Regions from separate parts of the Homo sapiens genome. Here regions 1 and 2 are each linked to region 3. Evidence: chromatin loops called from intact Hi-C (ENCODE). Cell type or tissue: PC-9. All regions are shown on one strand.

What was found. A loop is a pair of places that touch in the nucleus more often than their neighbours do. Peaks named below come from ENCODE experiments on the same cell type or tissue, not always from the same donor. Only the 100,000 strongest peaks of a DNase experiment are listed, where the experiment ranks them.
Region 1: it touches region 3 in a loop (6-fold over the local background); 17 of 110 quality-filtered maps call a loop at or near these places.
Region 2: a loop joins it to region 3, with 5 times the contacts of the local background. A loop is called at or near these places in 2 of 110 quality-filtered maps.

The regions. Positions count from the first base shown.
Region 1 is chr6:137,760,426-137,768,425 of GRCh38, reverse strand. No RefSeq gene overlaps it. Among named protein-coding and RNA genes, the nearest start is that of LINC02539, 25 kb to the right of the region's middle. RefSeq lists an enhancer at 242-371. In PC-9, no CTCF peak of the experiment used is centred here; DNase peaks (open chromatin) are centred at 3,225 and 3,805; H3K4me3 peaks cover 511 bases; H3K27ac peaks cover 3,176 bases.
Region 2 is chr6:137,091,389-137,099,388 of GRCh38, reverse strand. No RefSeq gene overlaps it. Among named protein-coding and RNA genes, the nearest start is that of IL20RA, 50 kb to the right of the region's middle. RefSeq lists enhancers at 1,355-1,524, 2,120-2,289, 3,203-3,342, 4,750-4,999, 5,020-5,069. In PC-9, a CTCF peak has its summit at 4,842 (motif pointing left); a DNase peak (open chromatin) is centred at 4,898.
Region 3 is chr6:137,704,609-137,712,608 of GRCh38, reverse strand. It overlaps the pseudogene PTPN11P3. Among named protein-coding and RNA genes, the nearest start is that of LINC02539, 30 kb to the left of the region's middle. RefSeq lists a silencer at 4,817-4,866. In PC-9, CTCF peaks have their summits at 4,357, 4,558 (motif pointing left) and 7,099 (motif pointing left); DNase peaks (open chromatin) are centred at 2,618, 2,938 and 4,468; H3K4me3 peaks cover 416 bases; H3K27ac peaks cover 3,457 bases.

The DNA of each region.
Region 1 (8,000 bases), 56 kb before region 3:
CCATTTTTTCAGCATCTATAAAATGAATGTATAATGTGTCTTACAGCCAGTAAGTAAAAACCACATCCCTTTATCTTTGTTCTGAGAGGGAGGTCAAATTACAGGTTCTGTGAGAAAGGAACATCTTGGTTCCTCTTCTTGCTGAGACTAAGTCTTAGATTGCTAAATCATTCCCAGAGATGCACGTTGGGGCTAACCAAAGGGTCACCCCAGAAGCTTATGTGCAAAGGCAAATGAATCCATTGTAGTTTAGTGATTTCTGAGTAGAATAGCAGTTCCTTTGCAACAGCAAAGGAAGTCATGAGAAGAAAGGGCCAAGATATACCAAAGAGGGCTGGAGAAATGGCAGGAAGCAAGAAAGACAGCAAGGGGAACATTGATGGAAGAAGAAAGGAATTTTGGTGGTGACTCAGTTCTTTCCAATCTGGGGCCCCAAGAGCATTAAGTGGTTGAGAAGCAAGGTCAGCTGCTCGGGTCCTGATCTTCCCACTCCTAATTCCCATTAGTAAGGACTTCCCTCTCACTGATTTTTCTTCCTTTAGATTTCATGTTTTCAGTGATGTAAAAAGAATAGTTGTTTTGTTTGCAATAGCCAATGAGGTGAGAGGCAAATATGGGGACAACTTTTCCTCTACCCTCTAGGTTCAGTGACTGAGGCCTGCAAATTAAACTGACAAAAGACAGATTAATAGAAGAATATTTCATATATACACAGGAGCTTTACAGAAAATAAGTGAAAAACCTAAAAAAATGGTTAGGCCTAGAGGCTTATATCCCATTTTAACAAAGGATGATAAATCCTAGAAAAATGACTAGACAAAGGAAAAGGAATTTGAGCTTCTGATGGGAAGGTAAATATTTGGGGGAAACTAACGGTAGATAAGAACAATTTTATAAGGCTTGTTATGCAGACTCGAGTTGGTACACCTCCAGTGACAAGAGTTGTCTCTCTGGTCATTAAGAGTCATTCTCCTTTTCCTGGTACAGCAGAGGAGGACACCTTTACAAATGGAAATTTCTGTTTCCTTTGCAAGGGAAAATGTATGGCCTCCTTTAAAAAAAAAAGTCTTCTTCATAAGCAAAGGCACCCTTGCTTCAATTCAAGTCTCGGTATCTTCCCTGGACTATACAGGATGACGCAGGGCACAGGGTGGACTCATGCTATGTCTTCCTAGTTTTGGGTTCTATGTGTAAAAAGGTGGTGAGAAGGATGCTAATCTAGCCAGAAAATGCAAGCCTCGCCAGCTATCTGCTTGAAATGCTCTGTTATCTGCTTGAAATGCTCTGTTATCTGCCCTAGTCCACAGAACCCTGAGATCAAACTGTGCTTGGTCTGCTAGCCCTCCTTAGCCCTAGAATTGGAATGAAGTGTTGCATCCTAAAGACAGTCTAAACACCTAAAAGAAAAAAAAAATCACAGAATCTTTTGGAATTATCAGAGGATTTAGGGAGATCTAACCTAACCACTCCTCTCTCCCTCCACAAAAGGAGACTGAGTTTCAGAGACAAGACTATCATGTAAGGTTGAGCAGATTGTCTACTGCCCAATTCTAGGGGAGATCAGTTGCACTGTTGTCATTAGAGACTTTTTTTCTCCCACTGAATGTGATAAAGTGTCTTGAGCAATGTACATATTTTCCTAGTGTGTATGAGGGCCCTGTACCGACTAGCAAGTGTTTTACTCTGAGGGGATCAGAGGGAGGTATACCGACTCATTCAAGAAATAAAAAGAACAGAAAATTTTTCATCCACTGCCATTCTTCTTAGTAGGTTAAAGTCATTCCAACTACAGCACAGTTATGGAGCATTGTTTATGTAGGTACAGTTATCACTCCTTTAGAAAAAATTTTCTAAAGGATGCACAGTCAGTAAGTGACACATCTAGAATTTGAACCCAGGTGGTCTGGCTCTGGGCTCTGGTACCTACAGTTTTAATCACCTCAATTATCCAAGACTGTACCTTCATTTTAGAACCAACATTATTAGTCTAGAGAAGTTTCTGGTGGAATAAGTTGAGGAAAATTAGACAATTAGCTATGACTTCTGCCTTACTCTACGGTATCCAGCAAAGAGAGTAAAATGAGGAGGTATCTCACAGTTGAGTCCTTTATCCCCATCCTCTTATTGTTAGCTCCAAACTTGGACTTGATTTTCATGTACTGTATCTCATAGGTGTGGCCAGAGCATCAGGGAATATAGGTGGTTTTTCCATTATATTGAGTTTGCTTATAATAATGGACATAATAATAAGTTACATTTGAATAATTGTTTACAATTTTAAAAGTACTTTCACATTTATTTCCTCATTTGAGCTTCACAACAACTTAGGTAAGGAAAATATAATTATCCTATTATTATTACTATTATTATTGTTATTATTTTGAGACAGAGTCTTGCTCTGTCACCCAGGCTGGAGTGCAATGGCACAATATCGGCTCACTGCAACCTCCACCTCCTGGGTTCAAGCAATTCTCCTGTCTCAGCCTCCCAAGTAGCTGGGACTATAGGTGCATGCCACCATGCCCAGCTAATTTTTGCACTTTTAGTAGAGGTGGGGTTTTGCCATGTAGGCCCGGCTGGTCTCGAATTCCTTACCTCAGGTGATCTGCCTGTCTTGGCCTCCCAAAGTGCTGGGATTATAGGCATGGGCCACCGTGCCCAGCCCTATCCTATTATTATTTTACAAATAGAAAACTGAAGTTTAGGGAATTTCCAAAGGGAGAGAGGTATAGATTGTTCTCAACCCAAGTGTCTTGATTCTTAATTTTATGTTCTTTATACTATATTCTGTGCGGATATCTATATAGATGTATGCATGTGTGTTCAACTATATAAATATTTTAAATCTTATTTTCATCGAAAAATATTATTTTAAAATGCACTTTGGACACAGTGTGGATTTCCATGTGAGCTTTGTCATGTTTTCTGGGGGAAAAATGGGTCCAATCTGTGGGGATTTATTGGTGACACAGCTTTGGGAAGACTTGGCCTTCTTGCTACCAGGGCTCTCTGGGAAGTGAATTTTCCCACCCTGTTTCTTTATTTTATGTGCTTATATGATCAGTTCCCAAAACTTTAAGACTCATTTATTTTCTGCCCTTGGTGGGACCTTTGTGAAATTTCCCCATTAAGGAATTTCAAGTTAGTCACTACCCTTTGCTTTGACTTTGGAGATTTCTTATACACCATCTCAGCTGCACAAAAAGAAATTCCCACAGAGGAAGCCCACGGTTGGACGGAAGACAAACACCTGCAATACCAACTCACTTGAGTGACTAAGCCCATCAAGGTGTGTTTAAGTGTAATCTTTGAACAGGAACTTGAAATTCTGTGTAGACTTCCAAATCTCTGTGCTTTTTCTGGACACCCCCTCCAATTTTCTATAGTCATTTTCCTTAAGGAGCTGGAAGACAACATTAAAAAGCATCAGTCTTATTAAGAAAAGCAAATTTTACAGCCTTCCCAGTTAGAATTGTTTGGATCATTAACCAATCTCCTTTCTCATTTCCCTCAATTATGGAATGCTCCTATCTACTTTTTGACTCATATCCATCAACACATCACTGAAAAAACACAAAAATTCCAGGAGCCATGTAATCCTCTAGTAACTTCACTTCTTCTCAAAGGCTTAATGGGATTGGGGCTCATTGATAGTCTAGTGGAAGGCATCCAAAGAAACTCCCAAAGCATTGAGGAAATGCTATGTTAGTGACTCAAAAACCATACTAGTTTAGCTTTATTCAAGTGTTTCAAGTTTGAAATGATTTATACTTGATCTACTCATCATGAAATAACATACTTCTTCTCTGACACATGATGCCTCTTTGTGATCCAAGATAAGTTACTTAAGCTCTCTCCCTCTAATTTCCTAAGTTGCAAAAGGCACAGGGCTAGGTATGAGGAACTGATTACCTGATAAGGAAAGTGACTGAGTTCTTATTTATAACATATCCTGAAGATCAAAACTACATATACATAGCATAATTAGTAATACTTCGTAGTGCTTGCCAGAACCTATAGAATGAATGGCCATGAATGAATCAATGGCCTGGGCATTATATTCAGTAGACTAGATCTCAGAAAGGAAAAAGGAGCAGCATAAAATACAGCCTTGGTCCAACATTTTGACCACAGAGCAAAGTTAAAGAGGACCAGAGGAAACATCTCCTTCAGTGGTGGAAGTAGTTTCCGCAGACAAAAGATAGCCAAAAGTATGGCATGCTGGGGACATGAGAGACATTTTAAAGGTCTCTGAGACTTGATCAATGACCACTTTCTTGGAGAGCCCCACATGGTGTAATTTATGCAAATCCTGTGAAGTGGAGTCATCTATCTGCTCAGACATGCAGAAATCTTTCAGGAGAAGGGTGAGAGATTTTTGGAAGAAAAGAAGTACAGTGGCCAGGAAAGGAATTACCTTAAGAAGGTAATATGTTGATGGGAGGAGCAGATGCCCTGGAGTAAAACTGTTTTCCAGAAGTTTCTTGTCCTAGTGTCCAACTGGATAATGATGAGCAATCCTTGAACTCCATCATGTGCCTCATGGAATAGAGTGTATTGTAAAAATGCAGCTCAGCAAACGTCTCTCTTCAAAAAGTGGCTTTAAAACCTAGGACATATTTAGCCTACTCAGGGAAAAGAAACAAAATAAAGCATTCTATAGCAGCCTTATGACCCATTGCTAAAGGAACCCAAATCCACCAGCACAAGACACAGGAGTCATTATGAGGCAAACAGCAGTTAACCTGTGAGCTCTGAAGTCCTCCAGAGGCTGTGTGTGCGCAGTTGCCATGGGCTGTGGATGACCCAGGGTGTTGTGTGCCTGTTCATTGCTCAACCTCTCATCCTACATCTCATCAGTAATGGAATAAGTAGGTGAGTGCACTCATCTAAGTTTGCCTTTTGCAAGGGTCCAATTTTGTCCTCATCTTTTAGAGTAGAAATGAGAAATATTCTCTATTCTACTGGGGATCACTGGAGCACACACACACACACAGAGCAAGTGAAGGAAGACTTCAAGTAAAGTATGTTATAGATTCATTATGTTTCCAAGAGATTTTGTGTGGAAAAGAATATTTGCTACCACTTGTACTTTGTTTAAAAGTCTAATTTAGTAATCTTATGAATTTATTTAAAAATCGTTTTAAAAACAACCTTCCTTTAAAAATTCACATACTTCTTGTCTAAATAATACATCAAAAACATAATTCCCTAAATGTGCATACATCAATTATAAATGTAAAAACATTTAAATAGAAAATTAAATCACAAATCAAGTATATCAGAGTTTCTTAGGCATTCTCTGTAGGAAGCTGATGTGTGGCCACTGAAAGATACCAGATCCTAATCCCTAGGATCTGTAAATTTTACCTAATGAGGAAAAAGGGTCTTTGCTGATGTGATTAAGGATCTGGACTTGGGGGATTACCCTGGATTATCTGAGTGGACCTTAATTCCAATTACAAGTGTCCTTATAGGAGGAGACAGAGGGAGATTAGATGGACACACAGAAGATGAGGAGGCCACGTGACCACAGGGGCAGAGTTCAGAGGGATGAGGCCACAAGTCAAGGAATGCCATTGTCACTAGAAAGGGATGAATTCTTTCCTAGAGCTTTTGGAGGCAGCACAACCTTGATTTCAGACTCTTTTCTTCTCCAGAACTATGAGAGAATAAATTTCTGTTGTCTTAAGCTACCAAGTTTGTGGTAATTGTTACAGCAGACACAGGAAACTAATAAACTCTCTAATACCTTAAGCAGCAACCAAAACAACATAAAATGTCACTATGGTTACAAAACTGTTTAAATGTCTTCACACCATTTCTGGTTTAAAAAGTGTGATGGGCCAGGCATGGTGGCTCAAGCCTGTAATCCCAGCACTTTGGGAGGCTGAGGCAGGAGGATCACTGGAGCCCAGGACTTCAAGACTAGCCTGAGCAACATAGTGAGACCCCATCTCTACAAAAAAAAATTTTTTTAAATGTGTTGGATTTGACTTTGTCTCTTAATCTTCTTCTTTAGGCTGGAGTGCAGTGGCATGATCATGGCTCAGTGCAGCCTAGACCTCCCAAGCTCAAGAGATGCTCCCACCTCAGCCTCTTGAGTAGCTAGGACCACAGACATGTGCCACCACACCTGGCTAACTTGTTATTTTTTTCTGCAGACAGGGTCTCACCATGTTTCCCAGGCTGGTCTCAAACTCCTGGGTTCAAGCAATCTACCTGCCTGGGTCTCCCAAAGTGCTGGGATTACAGGTGTGAGCCACTGTGCTTGGCCTGTTTCTTAATCATATTTTCTATTTTCCTGGGTTTTAATAAATCTCCTTCCTAAGATTTTAGTAATTGTACCATCCCATGTATAAAATACTTTCCAATCAGGACGTAAGTTTGCACATTCTGCATTTGTTGACCAGTTAACTCAGTTGGGCCCTGAGGTCTGGTTGCCCACGCTAAGGTGATGCAAACATGAGCTGCTGATCATAGGCTAAGGTCCTTCTGTAATCATCTTCTCTGGTTTTCTCATAGGATTTTTAACTGCCTTTCCTATTGACTTTATGTTTTTTCAGATTAGGTGTCTTTAAGTTGGTTTGGTCTATAACTATACCACAGTGACACATTCTGTAGCATAATTGTAGCTGCTGGGACTTCCTTATAATTTGTAGAAAAATCTAGAGGATTCAGTTTCTTGGCTGGGCAATTAGCTCTCTAATTAATTTTCTCAAAATGGCCCTGCTGGGACTGCTTTTGTAGTGGTTATTGTACAGGTCCCTTTGCGCTCAGTTCTTTCTACCTAATCATCCCGCTAGAATGTACTCACCACAATTCTGTTCTCATGTTCCTGATTACACAGATTTTTTAAATGTATGTAAGCTCTCTTCCTATAAGCCACTGAAAATGTAAGCATAGTCTATGCATGTGCCACAAGCAAGAGTGGGGGCATTGAGTCTGTTGCTTGAGGCCTTTCTTCTCACTCTGCAGCTTTAGTGTGTTGGCTCTTTGCATTTATTGCTTCATGGATTAAAAATGTTGCAGCTCCAAGCTTCATGCAGGTAGAAGGGTAGAAATGGGCAGCTGCCTGTATATCTACCCTTCAATCAGGAAGCAAATGCTTTCCCAAAATGCCCTCTCTCAACTAAGCCAACTTCCACATACCTCTCATAGGCCAAAAATACATCACGTGACCTCTTGGCTTCAAAAGAGACTGAAAAATGCTTAGAATTTCTAATCTCCACTAGAGTGGGGGAGGCAAAGGAGAAGGGCTGGGAAAGTGTGACTGGTGAGCCCAGCTCCTGGGACCTCATGACTTTTCTCTGTATGTCTGCTGTATACTTCCCTCTCTCCAGGCTTCTTTCTTCTGCGTCACAGTTATAGGACCAAAAATGTCCACCTTAGCTCTATGGAACCCCTAGTCCAGAAGCCTATTTCCCAGATGGTGATCCATGGCCTTCCTGTTTCAGATTCACCAGGGATATGAGTCGAAATACTGATTCCTGAGCTCTAAACCTGCTACACCAGACACATTTTGAAAAGCAAAGATTTTGAAGACCAAAGATCTTTCAGCTCCAATTCTGAAGATACAGTGGTGGAGCATAAAAACTCACAAGGGTCTTAGGTATGCTAAGCTTTGAGAGTTGATGAACCAGAGCCCCTGTGTCCCAATTCCAAATTCCCTGGAAAGGGCTGCTGATTGGCCTGCTTGGGTCCAGTGTGTAGAACACCCTCAGTCCATTCAACTGAGGATGTTGTTGGAAGGCGGTGGGCTCAGACCTCATGGCCATTGCCTTCTAATCAAGGATTTTTGGAGTAGGCAAATCTGCTAACTTTTCTGCTACAGTGCTTACAATTCCCAAGGCAGGTAATTTCATACTTCACAGCTGCACCCTGAGGATCCCAGCTGTCTGCCTCTCCCAGTAAGTTTCTGCTTATGCAACTCAACCATTGCCCTGATCCAGGGCCTTGCCCTCCTCTCTTCTGGTTGGGCCCAACCCAACCATCCCTGT
Region 2 (8,000 bases), 610 kb after region 3:
GAGGCGGGCGGATCACAAGGTCAGGAGATTGAGACCATCCTGGCTAACACGGTGAAACCCTGTCTCTACTAAAAATACAAAAATTAGCCAGAGAGCCAGGTGTGGTGGTGGGCATCTATAGTCCCAGCTACTCAGGAGGCTGAGGCAGGAGAATGGCGTGAACCAGGGAGGCGGAGTGCAGTGAGCCGAGACCATGCCACTGCACTCCAGCCTGGGCGACAGAGCAAGACTCCATCTCAAAAAAAATAAAAAAAGAAGAAAGCACTTTACTATTTTTCTGATCTCTGGAAGGTAAATAGCTTTTAGAATATAGAAACAATGGAAGAAGTCATAATGAAAAAAGACTAATAGACTTTATAACCCCATAAAGCTGTAAATTTTATGAGTCTTAAAATTTAGCATAAACCAAATTAAAAGACAAAAAGAGAGGTGTAAAGTTTTTTGCAACAGTTAATGAATAAAAAGTTAATATTCTTAGCATATGAAGAACTCTTATAGATCAATAAGAAAAACATGAAAACAATAAATAAATAGGAAAAAGACATAAGCAGTTTTATAAAGGGAAATACAAATTTTGGTAATTTTTTATTGTTCAATTAATTAGTAATTTTAAAACTTAAAGCAAAATACTATTCACACCTATCAACAGAAAAGGGATTAAATTATAATACTCATTTTGCAACACAAACAAAAAGTAGAAAAAATCTTAAGGCTCTTCAACTATTGGGAAATGGGAAGGTACATAGCTATGTCCTTTAAGCTGTTAGGTTCTCATTAAAAATCATTCTTGGCGGCTGGGTGCGGTGGCTCACACCTGTAATCCCAGCACTTTGGGAGGCCGAGGTGGGTGGATCACCTGAGGTCAGGAATTCGAGACCAGCCTGGCCAACATGGTGAAACCCTATCTCTACTAAAAATACAAAAAATTAGCTGGGCATGGTGGCACGCGCCTGTAGTCCCAGTTACTCGGGAGGCTGAGGCAGGAGAATCGCTTGAACCAGGGAGGCAGAGGTTGCAGTGAGCCAAGATTGCGCCACTGCACTCCACCCTGGGTGACAGAGCGAGACTGTGTCTCAAAAACAAAAAAACAAAAAAAAAAAAACATCATTCTTGGCCAGGTGCAGTGGCTCAGGCCTGTAATCCTAGCACTTTGGGAAGCCAAGGCAGGAGGATAGCTTGAAGCCAGGAGTCCCAGACCACCCTAGGGGACATAGCAATACCCCTACAAAAAAATTTTTTTAACTAGCTAGGCATGATGGCACACACCTGTAGTCCTAGCTACTCAGTAGGCTGAGACAGGAGGATCACCTGAGCCTAGAAGTTGGAGGCTGCATTGAGCTATGATCGTGCCACTGCACTCCAGCCTGGGCAACAGAGTGAGATCCCGTCTCAAAAAAAAAAGTCCCTTTTATGAGAGTTTCAAATAACAGAGGAAGGAGGAATAAATTCACATTTCTGTGGCCTAATTCATGAAGTGCCTTTTCCATATAGATTTGATCTGTTTGAAATGACAAGTCTATATCAAGCTTTCTAGTCAGTGTCTGGCAAATGGAAATTTTTTCAAGAATCTTAGCTATTATTGTAATTCTTATATAGTCTTTGAAACAACTCTGTAAAGTTGCCGTTGTTTTTCCCATTTCATCAGAGTGAGCCAAAGTTCAGAAAGTTCAAGCCCAAGGACATCTACCTGAGCTGCTGTGGTGAAGCCACGCAGTCCATGTTCTTCCCAGCCACATTTTGCTGCCAAAGGCTAAATAATTCAGCAAGATTCATCACAAAATTCAACAATATGCCCCATGAAAAATCTGTCTTCGACTGTTTGGAGGGTGGGCATTTTGTCCTTTAGGACAGATATTGAAAGAGGCTTCTGGATATCACTCTGATATGAAGCGGCTATTTTAGGATTTCAGGATGATTTCTTATAAGAAAGAGCTGGTATACTAACAGTAATTAATCTTTTACTTGCCAGAGGGAAAGAAATACTTTACAATGTCTTCATTATTTTTTCCTATTTCAGAGTTTTCCAATGTCTGAAGGCAAATATGCCTATCAATTGCAAATCACAAATTCTCAACCTGGACTCTGAGGCATGGTATTGAGTAGAATGCTATAAATATGACCCAGCTGTTAACTTTGCATGTTACAAACAGAGATGTTTCATAATGGCTCATCAAGTGACTTATAAACATCAATGATGCAAGACAGAATAACTTGTTTTTTTCTACTATACCATGATGTTAAATACATCTTCTGTATTAGATTTTGTTACCTACATTCTCCCTTTGTTTATTTTTGAAAAATAAAATCCTTTTTATGGTACTCCAGACATACATTTGCATATCAGAGAGTTGGTAAAAAGAAAAAAAGAGAGAGTTATTTGGTATAAAAAGGAGTCATTAAAGACTTTAACATCAATTTGGAAAATTCAAGAATTAAGGCAGAAGACTATCATGCAAAAAGCAGTAAGTTCAAAGTAAGAGTTTAAAAAAGCAAGGGAGATTGTGGGAAATGAGCTGCCACCTTTTTTTCCCAGATTTTTATCTCATTTTAACTTTCTTTTAGGTACAATGGATGCAGACATGTCTGTAAACATTACTAATTTGAAATTACTCCTCTTGAATTTGAAGCGTATTATTTGATGGAATACTGTAAATGTGCTCACAGATGTTTCCTCACATGCTTCAAAACATAGGTGTCCCAACATGGTCAGCCAAGTGGCTTTTAAATATTGATGATGCAAGAAAAATTACCATGTTTTTATATAATTGGGCACCATTGAGGTTTTGCAAGGCTTCAGATTTTACTGGTAATAAAAGCTATAAATTGAGTCTTCCCTTACTACCAATCTCTTCATCTCAGACCTGCCCCAAAACCCTACTTGTCTGACATAATAAACAGTTGAACCCCAGCATAATTAACCAATTTTATAAGATGGTTTTATGATCAACCTAGAATATAGATGATACAAATGTCTTCCCATGTTACAGGGTGGCAAGCCGATTTTCATCAGACATTTATGAGGAGATCATTTTCTCTGACCACTTCATTCCCAAGGCCAGGGCTGATGGGAGGTAGGGTAGGTGGTGAGGGAGACAGTGAGGAAATGGAAGTTCTATCACCAAGAAAATTTCCTGGTGAGTGTGATATCAGGCAGTGAGAGAGTTTGAGAAGCAAAGAGCAGTGGTTTGCTTTTATTTTTTGGTTTTTGTTTTGTGGTGGTGGTGTGGGGTTTGTTTTTAGTGACAGGCTTTAAATCACAAAGAAACATTTCAAAAGTAAATGACATTTAACTTGAATAACTGGACAAATGATTCTTCTAACATCATCTGAAGAGAAGCTATTTACCTTCTGATGCATTGGTGAGGGGCCATATGGTGTTGTTATGCCATTTATGCATAGGAATTCCTGTTTTCATACTGAAGTATGTACACACACACATATATACAGTGTTAGTTCTACTGCTCTCTCATCAGTGGATTTCAGAGATATTTCCATTTAGTCTCATTGAAGGTCTGGTGTGGGAGGATATGAGAGAGGAAGTCACTGGGCCCATGGGAAACTGAGTTTGGGTGCAACCTCTGAAGCCAGAAGAAGGGGAAGCCACCAGTAACCTAGTTATCTCATCCAGGCAACCAGTGATGATTTACATGCACAGCTGTCCTCAGACAGCCCTGCTGCATGGCTGACAATTACAGGATGGTTGAAACCCTGCTCTCTGTGTCTAGTAAATATTATTTCTATTGTCATGTCAAAACACTAGGCCTTTTTTCAATTATTCAGCTTTTCTTTTACAATCATCGATTGTACTGTGGAAAAAACCTCAGGAGAAAACTCTATTATATACCAGCCAGAATCCTTTAACGAGTAATTTTGCACATTTACCATAAACTTAAACTTGAATCTTACACTCTTCAGTGTTTTGGGTTGCAAACAACAGTAGATTTTCTGGCTAACCTGAATTTGTTAGAAGGATATAAATAAGCTCCCAGCGTTGTTGGGAAAACTCAGCATACTTAGGCAGAAACGAAGGTAGGCAAAGCCCCGCCAACATCCTGCAGGGACCTGCTGATCCCGGGTGCTTGCTATTACGCCACTAGCCTACACCTGACATCACAAATAATATGCAAGTGGCTGAGCCTTTGAGATGCCCAGCCACGCTTTGGTCACATGACCATGCTCCAGCAGCCAGGGGTCAAAGAGTCGAAGAAAGATCGTCCCCCTTTGACTTCCATTGCGGCGAGGGACAAGCCCTGTCCCTCACCCATCTTCAGATTCTCCCCAAACAGGAAGGATACTGGGCATCCAGAAGCACAAAATGTTTAGGGCTTGGTGGTCGGTGCTTTAACTACATTTCCTCACTTAATTATGACAACAGCCGCGTCACTCCTGTCTTAAAGATGAGAAATCAAGGCTCGAAAAAGACAAGCAATTGCCCATCATGGTGAGATCTAAGATATTGAAGCCCCATTGCACACATCACAGAAATCTTACATTATGATTAATCTCACTCAAATGTTAGGTGTCTTTGAGTGTATTTCCTTAGAAAAGTTGTGATCTGAATGTGGTAACACTCTTGACCAAAACACAGGTTTCATTAAAAAACAAAACAAAACCATTTCTTCAAACACAGCCGTGTCATAATAAGAGTCTTTAAGAATAAGTTAGTGCCTGTCTATTCCATATTACAAGCTGAAAGCATAATTTCTTTAAGCTTAGCTGTCAATTTATCTGAAAATATGGAAGGAATAACATATTCTTAGTTTACAACAAGGAATTTATGGCTTAAAGATGCTTAGAGGGGACTGTTTTTTTGCTTCTGCGTAGAACCACAGCACGCTACTGACCTCCTGTGGCCATATTTCAAGGTACTGTCTTCTATTTAAAAGGAGCTTCTTCAAAGAGAACAGCAATTGCAGGAGAGGTCCCCCGGGTGTTTGATCCTGATGTGTCATCATTGAGAAACTAGTTGTTGTTCTACTCAAATGTGGAATTACTGAGCCAGTAAGTCCAACTGTGCTCTGCCCAAAAGCTACAGTCTTGTTCCTAATAATTTGCCCAAGTCTTTGCCCACAACATAACTTCTATATTTTTAAAAAATATTCACTGAGCACCTATTGGGTTTGGGGCATCTGACAAACACTTTACCTTGTCTCATTTAATCAATGCAACAACTATATTATTGCCATTTTATAGAGAAATTGAAGTTCAAGGAAGATCAGTAATTTTTCCCAAAATCAGAGGCACAAAATGGGATTTTGATCAAAGGATTCAATCCCCTTCCCCATCTTCAAGGTCTGTAATATGGTTTGGATACATGTCTCCACCCAAATCCCATGTCAAATTGTAATCCCCAGTGTTGGAAGTGGGGCCTGGTGACAGATGATTGGACAATTGGAGCGATTTCTTGTCAGTAGTTTCGCAGCATCCCCTTGGTGCTGTTCTCATGATAGTGAGTGAGTTCTCATGAGATCTGGTCATTTAAAAGTGTGCAGCACCTCCCCACTTCCTCTCTCTTGCTGCTGCTCCAGCCATGTAAGACTCCTGCTCTCCCTTTGCCTTTTACCACAATTGGAAGCTTCCTGAGGCCTCCCCAGAAGCAAAAGCCACCATGCTTTCTGCACAGCCTTGCAGAACCATGAGCCAATTAAACCTCTTTTCTTTATAAATTGCCCAGTTTCAGATAGTTCTTGATAGTAGTGCAAGCACAGACTAAAACAGTCTTCTAACATCACCCATGAAGGCTTCCGTGACTGCTTGGCACACAGAGATATCACCTCCTCAGGACTTTAGTACTTGGCTCATACTCCTTTATATTATTATTTTTATACGTGTAGTAAAAACCTTGGTCAAAGGTCAGATGGGAGGGGTGTTAGTGTGTAAATCTAGAACAAAAAATTCTCCCAGGGTCAAAATCTGCACATGTAGTTGTGAAAAATAATGATGGCTCACATTTACCAGCTGCTAGCTGTGAGCCAGAGATGTCTCGATGTGCTTAACATGTTCTAAATGACTGAGCATGTGGCTTCAAGGCTTAGCTGGTTACAGCGGTTGTCTAGGAAATGACTGAATCTTTTTTACACCAACTCTGCAATGTGGATGTTACTAATATCCCTGGTTTATAGATGAGAAGACTGAGATGTTAAATCTGTTGTTTTCAAAGGTTGAATTGTGTCTCCACAAAATTCATATGTTAAAGTTCTAACTCCCAGTACCCCAAATGCGGCCTTATTCAAAAATATGATGGTTGCAGATGTAATTAGTTAAGATGGGGTCTTATTGGAGTAGAGTGGGCCCTTAATCCAATATGACTGGTGTCCTTCAAAAAGAATGCTATGTGAAAACACAGACACACACACACAGTGATTATACCATGTAATGGCCAGACACGGTAGCTCATGCCTGTAATCCCAGCACTTTGGGAAGCCGAGCCAGGCAGATCACTTGAGGTCAGGAGTTTGAGACCAGCCCCACTAACATGGTGAAATGCTGTCTCTACTAAAAATACAAAAATTATCCGGGCATGGTGGTGGGTGCCTATAATCCCAGCTACTCGGGAGGCTGAGGCAGGAGAATCGCTTGTACCCGGGAGGCAGAAGTTGCAGTGAGCCGAGATTGCACTACTGCACTCCAGCCTGGGCGACAGAGAGAGACCCTGTCATACACACAAAAAAGACTGGAATTATGCTGCTGCAAGCCAAAGAATGCCAAAGATTGCTGGCAAACCACGAGAAGCTTGGAGTAAGGCCTGGAACAGAGTCTCCTTGGTGGCCCTCAGAAGGAATCAACCCTATTAACATCATGGTCTGACTTGCAGCCCGCAGATCTGTGAGACGACATATTTCTGCTGTTCTAAGCCACCCAACTTGTGGTGCTTTGTTACAGCAGCCCCAGGAAGGTACAGTGCTTGGCTAAGATCTCAGAGCCACCAGGTGGGGAAGCACAAAAGCAGACCCCAGCAGTATGGCATGAGAGCCAGTGCTCTTCCCTGCACTGCACAGGCTGGAGAGAAACAGGAGGAGGAAGGAGGTAAGTGATTGCAGAAATATCTCACATCCCTTGGGAGGGTGGCCAGTACCTAGAGCCAGGGGGAAGGGCTTTTATACAGAATCCCCACACTGCAGAAGCAGTCACTGTGTGTGTCCCAGTCTCCAGTTGTACTTCTTATCACCCAGGATTCCGGGTAGTCATACTGATATGATATTGAGCAACATACCATCTGCAGCAACAACAGGGGCAAGGGGAATGGGTGCCCATGCCTCCTTTGACCTTTCCATGAGCCCTGTCTTCCAGCTGTCACACACCCACAGCAATAAACAGGGTGCTCCAAAAAGGTTAGTGAGGTTTTTTAAGATTAATTGTTTTATTGGCATTTAATTGCTGTGTTAGTCTATTTGCATTGCTCGAGGAATACCTGAGGCTGTGTAATTTGCAAAGAAAAAAAGGTTTATTTGGTTCACAGTTCTGCAGGCTGTACAAGCATGGCACCAGCATCTGCTCCTGGTGAGGCCTCGGGGTGGTTCCAATCATCACAGAAGGCAAAGGGGGAGCATGCATGTCACATGGCAAGAGGGGAGCAGGAGAAACGGGGAGGAGGTGCCAGGCTGTTTTTAAACAACCAGATCTCATGTGAACTCATAGAGTGAGAACAGACTCATCACCATGAGGATGACACCAAGCCATTCATGAGGGATCCATCCCCATGATCCAAACACCTCCCACCAGGCCCCACCTCCAACATCGGGGGTCACATTTCAACATGAGAGGAAAAACATTTGGAGGAGAAAAGCAACCAAATTACATCCATTGCCATAAAATAAATTGTACATATTTACAGTGCACAATTTGATAACTTATGACATCAGCACACATCCATGAAACCATCACCACAACTAAGATATTGAATGCATCCATCATCCACAGAAGTCTCATCACACCCCTGTGTACTCTGTCCCACCTCGCCATCCTACCCTCCTCTCTGTCCACAGGCAATCTTTCACTTG
Region 3 (8,000 bases):
CTCACTGAATACATATTGAAATATTGCTGCAGTATGACCCTATGTTCACATGAATAAGACAGCTTTACAGAATTATAAAGTGACATTTCAAACCTCTGAATTTTCCCTACACTATTGATTGTTCAGTCCTATCCATGTTCCTTTCTATCTGGAATACCTGCCCTTCTCCCAGACCTGGTCCAGACCCCTCAAGGCCAAGCTGCACATTTTCTTCTGTGAAACCTTTGAACCCCATGGCAGACAGAATTAGCTGCTCCATCTACTCAGCTCCCATTATTCCCTGGATACTCTTCTCACGGACTTGAGAGACAGAAAACACATGCATGAGCTTGGAAATGGCCTGGCTTGGCTTGATTCTTGACTTGAATAACTCATTTCCTATGTGAGTTTGGATAAGTTATTTAAGTTTCAGTTCCTTCTTCTGTAAAATGATACTAACTTCTCCCAAATTTCTCCCTCCTGCATTTGTGGCATCTCCATCTTTCCAGCTGCTAAAGCCCAAATCCTTGGATGCATCATTGACTCCTCCCTTTGTTTCTCCCCCACATCCAATCCAATAGCAAATCCCAGTGGCTTCACTTTCAGAACATAACCAGAGTCTCATCACTACTTACCACCTTTACTGCTACCATTTTGATCTGAGTCATGGTCACCTTTGCCTGGCTCATTGCAGTAGTCTCATAATTGACCTCCACAATCTTTCTCTATTCCCTTCTGGTATACAGCAGCCAGACTGATCACATAAAAATATAAATTTGACCACTTTCCTGTCCAGTGGAAAACCATCTTAGAGTAAAAGCCCAAAGTTATTCCAATGACCTATAGAGCCTGGAAAGACAGGTCCCGTGTGACTTCGAACTTTAGTTCCTGCCACCCTGCTCACTCCACGTGGTCATACTGGCCTCCTTCCTGTTGCTGGAGCTGGCCAGGCAAACTCATGGCTGAGAACCTCTGCATTTGTGGTTCCCTATGTCTGGAATGATCTTCCTCAAGATAGCTACATATCTTTCTTCCGCACCTCCTTCAAGTGTTTGCTCAAATGGAACCTTCTCAATCAGACCTTCCCTGAGCATCGTATTTAAAATGGAAACCCATCTCCCAAACTCCTTATCTCTCTTCCATGCTTTATTTTGGAGGCTGTAATACTTTTTTTTTTTTATCACTGTCAAGTGGAAAATTATTTTCATTGCAATCAATGGCAGCCTCTGAGTCCACAACTAGGCAAACTCTTCCAGAAGGGATCACAGATCAAATGAAGGTGATGGAATCACATGGTTTATTAAATTGACTCAAATTCCTGCTGGAGAAGTGGGGGTGAGTTAACATGCCCCACACGGCACACAAATGGGTAAAAACCCTAACCAGGACAATGTTCAGATGTCTGTTTCTTTCTCTACCACACCAGCCTTTCCTGGCAGTCACTAGGACCAGCACTGAAGTTCTTTTTTTTTTTTTTTTGAGACGGAGTCTCACACTGTCCCCCAGGCTAGAGAGCAGTGGTGCGATCTCAGCTCACTGCAAATTCTTCCTCCCGGGTTCAAGCAATTCTCCTGCCTCAGCCTCCCAAGTAGCTGGGATTACAGGCACCCACCACCATGCCCAGCTTATTTTTGTATTTTTAGTAGAGACAGGGTTTCACCATGTTGGCCAGGCTGGTCTCGAGCTCCTGACCTCAGGTGATCTGCCCACCTCGGCCTCCCAAAGTGCTGGGATTACAGGCGTGAGCCACGGTGCCCGGCCTAGCATTGAACTTTTCAGCATGGAGTCTCAGCAGGTGGAAACGGTATGAGGCTCCAGCACATGGGCGTGGCTGGTGCTTGCCAATTAACCTGCTGAGCAGCAAGATTCTATTTGGTTTTTGGGGGCAAAGGTCACTCAAGGTCAGAATAAATTTCACAAATGAGTAGCCAAATAAAGAACTCATGAATATCGAGTGTCTCACATATATTACAGTGTTATGAATCTCAGGTATCCTGGCGCTGCCCTTCCTTCCTCTTCCTGTGTGTATACGTATGACCCACTTGATCTTTCTAACCTGTCTCTCATGCTGCTAACTGATCTTCCTATACTTAAACATGAGTTTCACTTATTTCAGTTGATTTCTTCTTTAGCAGAATTGAATATTCTCAAACAATACTACCAATGCATATTATGGCCTTCTGCCATCTCACATTTTCTACTTACTTTATTATCTACCTAACTAAAGTGCCATGAACACAAGAATTTTCATTTGTTTTCTTCACCAATGTACCTAGATGTGTACTTAAAAAATAATTATTGAAAAAAATGAAAGAAATTCTGAAAACCATGAGGCTTAAATCAAATAATATTTGAATTGTACTAGAACAGGAGAGAAAATGACTTGGAGCAGGATGAGAAGGTGAAATTGAAAGCCCATGCTATGGTCCCTGCCCTGCTGATGTCAATCTCTTCCCAGGCCCATGGGTGTGGGAGTGCTTAGATGCTCATTCTGAAATTCTGGAGATCACCCATTCTTCTGGAATTGCTCACTTTTCTTTCTATGCTCTCCAAGTAGCTGTTCTTTGGCCCACTTGACTCACAGTCAAACTAGTTTCAATCTTGTACTCCTGAAACATTTGTTTAATGAATGAATATCCTGTTACAGGTTGCCCCAGGACTTCAGAGCCCTGATGAGGACTGATACTTAAATGACATCAGATATTAACCCCAATGAGTTTGTGCTTCCTTCAATCTGCAGGGCTTCATTCAACCTGAAGTTGCCCCCTGGAGGGCCCTGAGCACATCCAGGCCTAAGCCTTCGCGTTAGTCTGCTCAGGCTGCTGTAACAAAAGATCGTAGCCTGGGTGGCTTAAACAACAGAAATCTATTTCTCACAGTTCTGGAGGCTGGGAAGTCAAAAATCAAGGTGCTGGCTAATTCGGTTCCCTGGTGAAGGCTGTCTTTCTGGCTTGCACACATTTGTCGTCTTGCAACATGGTCACATGCCTTTCTTTGGTGCACGTTCACACAGAGAGAGAGAGAAAGAGAGGGAGAGAGAGAGAGACCTCTTCCTTCCATAATAAGGTCATAAGGCCACCAGTCATACAGGATTAGGGCCCCACCCTTATGCCCTCGTTTAACCTTAACTACCTCCTAAAGACCTGTCTCCAAATATAGTCACATTGGGAGCTAGGACTTCAATATATGAATTTTGAAGGGATAAAATTCAGTCCATAGAAGACCTAATTTCTTCTTCCCGCACAATGTCACTTTCCTTTTTTAATGTTATTATTAACTTTTAAAAAATGTATACATCTCCTGTAAAATCCACATTTTAATCCTTTGTTATTCCTGGCTTGCTTCACTCATTGATTCTACCTACCCAGCCCCTTTAGACATTAAAGTTTTTATCCGATGCCCATTGATTTAACCAGGGACTATATTTTCCAAACTGAAACTCAGGACATACAACATTATCACTATGAATATGCTTATGGAAGAGTAGAACAAAAAGCCAGAAATTGGGATTGTCTTGGAATAGTATGGATATGCAGAAAATGATGATAAATAACCGAATTCTCCATATTTGTATGACAGTGATTGAGAAGAGTATTAATGTAGCTTGATGCTTGGTGCCACTCAAACCCACCAAAAGTTCTATTTGCCCATTTAGATGTTTTGATGGTGAGGAGCTTGTTGGTGTTGGGCTGTGGAAGATACAAAGGTTGAAGACAGATGCTGTTCTCCATGATAGAGCTTTGCAAGTTTTCTTTGGCCCATGATGTAAAGCAAGAAATTTTACTTTACAACCCTGCAGACTGTGATGCATTCTGATCTGTTCTATTCTATTCTATTCTTTCTACAATGGGTGTTATAGCCTACATAATTGGTTTTCAAAACATGACTCTATTGCTATGTGCATTGGAAAAAACACAGTTCTTGTGGGCTGGGTCCAATAGGTTTTGGTTTCCTTTCTGTTAAAAAATATTTTGATTAGCATGAAGGTCTTTTTGTTTGTTTATTTTTGTGTTTTAATACATGTAGGTACTAGACTAGTATCTAGAAATAATTTCATGCTCTTAGAAACGTATCTGCTGGAACTTTTCTATTCACAGATCAGAGATTTTTGGAACTGGAAGGAACTGCAGGGGTCAAGTCAGAATACATGGCTCAGGAGTCTTTATGTTGAAGCTCCAGTGTTTGGATGCAGTGATCTTAAAAACGCAATTCACAAAAATTGTTCTCTTTGTTTTTTGACTCTTCTAACAGAACTCATCTTCAATTTAGTTTGCTAATTGCCTGTGTGCCATGATCTTGTTCTCCTTTGCAGAGCTCACAGGATGGGTTTTTGTTTTGTTTTGTTTTGTTTTGTTTTTAGTTTCCTTGCTGTTTTTCCAGGTCACAGCACCGCAGTCGATTGGTGATTGTGGTTTGAGGTCACCTACAGAAGGCGGGGCGGGGAACCCAAAGATTTTATTGCACACCTCAAATTGCTCTCTGATGACACCAAGAGCGTCAAAGTCCTGAGGCCGAGTTGTCAGTGAACATTCGCCAGGAAAAGCAGGGGTGAAGCTGCTTATGGGCGAAGATGAATCCCGTGCTGCCATCTATTGGTAATGTCATGAAACAGCAATTTTTAATACCACCTGATTTTTAAAAAATTTGTTTTGGGGGGAACTATAGTTCACTGTTACCTGTTCTCCAAATTTATATTTCCCAAGAAGTCTTGATTTCAAGTGAAGGAATCTGTGGATGGGAATGACCCATCTTTAACCCTAATGAACTTTGTCTGTAAAGTGAACCAAGGGGACAGGGGAATTCCCACACCGTCTCATTACTGCCCAAGCCGACACACTTCCCTTTGAGGATGGTTTGAGGGAAGGAGGGACTGTCTGCTTGTCAGAGGGATTTCAAAGAACACACTGTTCTCATCCTTCAGATCTTGCCGATTGCTTCATGGGCTGCCCGAGATTACCATATGTTTTTTGCAAAGGGTGACTTCAAAACAAAACAGAATAGACCCTCTCTGTTTTGAAGCCTGTTGATTCTAAATGCTACACCATTGCAAATAGTTCTCTGGGTTTATTTATTAGCAAGGGAAGCCAGACATCAAGGACCAACCACTTCCATTTTAAAAAGATCCCTGTTCATTAAAAATAAAAATAAAGTAGCCTGGAGTGCAGCGGGGTGATCATGACTCATTGCAGCCTTGACTTCCTGGGTTCAAGTGATCCTCCCGCCTCAGCCTCCACTCCCGGTTAGTTTTTTGTATTTTTTGTAGAAACAAAGTCTCGCTTTTTTGCCCAGGCTGGCCTCGAACTCCTGGACTCAAGCGATCCTCCTGCCGCAGCCTCCCAAAGTGTTGGGATTACAGGCGTGAGCCACTGCACCCAGCCTACTATCTTTATCTTATAGAAAGAAAAGAAAGGAGGAAACTGAGGCTTGGAGACAATGGTTTCACCCAAATATCAGTGGTGTGGAGGCAGAAAAACCTATTGTCGACAAGAGGAGTTGATGGCAGTTTTTTGGCAAGGCCTAGTAAAAGTACCCCTGGAGACTTCACATGTTCCATTAGAAGAAATAGAGCTGTCACCCACATCAAGATTCAGAACACTGGTGATTACTAGGACCCGTTTGGGGGGAAAAGTTTGCCACTTCGGCTGAGTTGGTCCAGTATTACATGGAACATCACAGGCAATTAAAAGAGAAGAATGGAGATGTTGTTGAGCTTAAATATCCTCTGAACTGTGCGGATCCTGCCTCTGAAAGATGGTTTCACGGACACCTCTTTGGGAAAGAAGCAGAGAAATTAACTGAAAAAGGAAAACATGGTAGCTTTCTTATACGAGAGAGCCAGAGCCACCCTGGAGATTTTGTTCTCTCTGTGCGCACCAGTGATGACAAAAAAGAGAGCAATGACAGCAAGTGTAAAGTGACCCATGTCATGATTCGCTGTCAGGAACTGAAATACGACGTTGGTGGAGGAAAACGGTTTGATTCTTTGACGGATCTCGTGGAACATTACAAGAAGAATCCTATGCTGGAAACATTGGGTACAGTACTACGACTCAAGCAGCCCCTTAACATGACTCGTATAAATGCTGCTGAAATAGAAAGCAGAGTTTGAGAACTAAGCAAATTAGCTGAGACCACAGACAAAGTCCAACAAGGCTTTTGGGAAGAATTTGAGACACTACAACCACAGGAGTGCAAACTTCTCTACAGCCGAAAAGAGGGTCAAAGGCAAGAAAACAAAAACAAAAATAGATATAAAAACATCCTGCCCTTTGATCATACCAGGGTTGTCCTACACGATGATGATCCCAATGAGCCTATTTCAGATTACATCAGTGCAAACACCATCATGCCTGAATTTGAAACCAAGTGCAACAATTCAAAACCCAAAAAGAGTTGCATTGCCACACAAGGCTGCCTGCAAAACATGGTGAATGACTTTTGCTGGATGGTGTTCCAAGAAAACTCCCAAGTGATTGTCATGACAATGAAAGAAATGGAGAGAGGAAAGAGTAAATGTGTCAAATACTGGTCTGAAGAGGATGCTCTACAAGAATATGGGGTCATGTGTGTTAGGAACATCAAAGGAAGTGCTGTTCATGACTATATGCTAAGAGAACTTAAGTTTTCAAAGGTTGGACAAGCTGTACTCCAGGGGAATATGGCGAGAACGGTCTGGCAATACCACTTTCGGACCTGACCAGACCACGGAGTGCCCAGTGACCCCGGGGGCATGCTGGACTTCCTGGAGGAGGTGCACCATAAGCAGGAGAGCATCATGGATGCAGGGCTGGTCGTGGTCCACTGCAGTGCTGGAATTGGCCATACAGGGAGGTTCATTGTGATTAATAGTCTTATTGACATCATCAGAGAGAAAGGTATTAACTGCAACATTGACCTTCTCAAAACCATCCACACAGTGCAGTCTCAGAGGTCAGGGATGGCCCAGACAGAAGCACAGTACCGATTTATCTATATGGCAGTCCAGCATTATATTGAAACACTACAGCACAAGATTGAAGAAGAGCAGAAAAGCAAGAGGAAAGGGCACGAATATAAAAATATTAAGTATTCTCTAGCAGACCAGACAAGTGGAGCCCAGAGCCCCCTCCCGCCTTGCACTGCAGCGCCACCCTGTGCAGAAATGAGAGAAGACAATGCTGGAGTCTGTGAAAACGTGGACCTGATACAACAGAAAAGTTTCACATGAGAAAACCTGGAAAACTTCAGCACAGAAAGTCCACAGATGTGGACTTTCACCCTCTCCCTAGAAAGATGAAGAACAGACACAAGAAAGTTTATGTGAAGACAGAATTTGGATTTGGAAGGCTTGCATTTTTGTTGACTACATTTTGATAAGCAAAATTTGAAACCATTTAAAGACCACTGTGTTGTCTCTTTCAGTGGCTGGCTGGCAGGGTAGCTAGACCTCTCACATACCAAGAGCTTGAAAGCAGAAGTGGCCAGGCCTCCTGAAGACTTAAGTCCAGAATTGTCGCAGCATCCCTTTTACTGCCCTCTGTTGATTATGATAACGATGAGGATTTTTTCTAATCAGAAGAGAGCTGGAGTATGCCCTCTACTTACTACACAAGTTACAAGCCCGGCTCAGATTCAAGAAAAGGGTATGAAGTGGAGGTGCAGTTAATTGGGGGACCACTAGTCTAAAAAACAGTCACAACCCGTGCCATGGAAAACCAAGGATATTAGCAAAAGTAGGAGTTGCCAGTGACCTTGGGAAGCCGAAGCTGCTTACAGTAGCTGGGACAAGCTGAAAGTCAGACTGAGAAATAAAGGAGGGGACTTCAAGAAGCTTCCTGAACAATTTCTGCCAGCCCTGAGCTTATTTTTGGAACCAGCACTTGGGGAAACTGATCTTGTGAGGATGGATGTTTTTAGGAACACAGGGCTTTTGAGAGCAGCACCACCCCACTGGGGCACCCCCAGACTTGGGAAATGTGATGCTTTCTTAATGTCACTGGTTTTTTAGTCAGGCCACAGTGAGAAGGAACAGCCCTAACAGG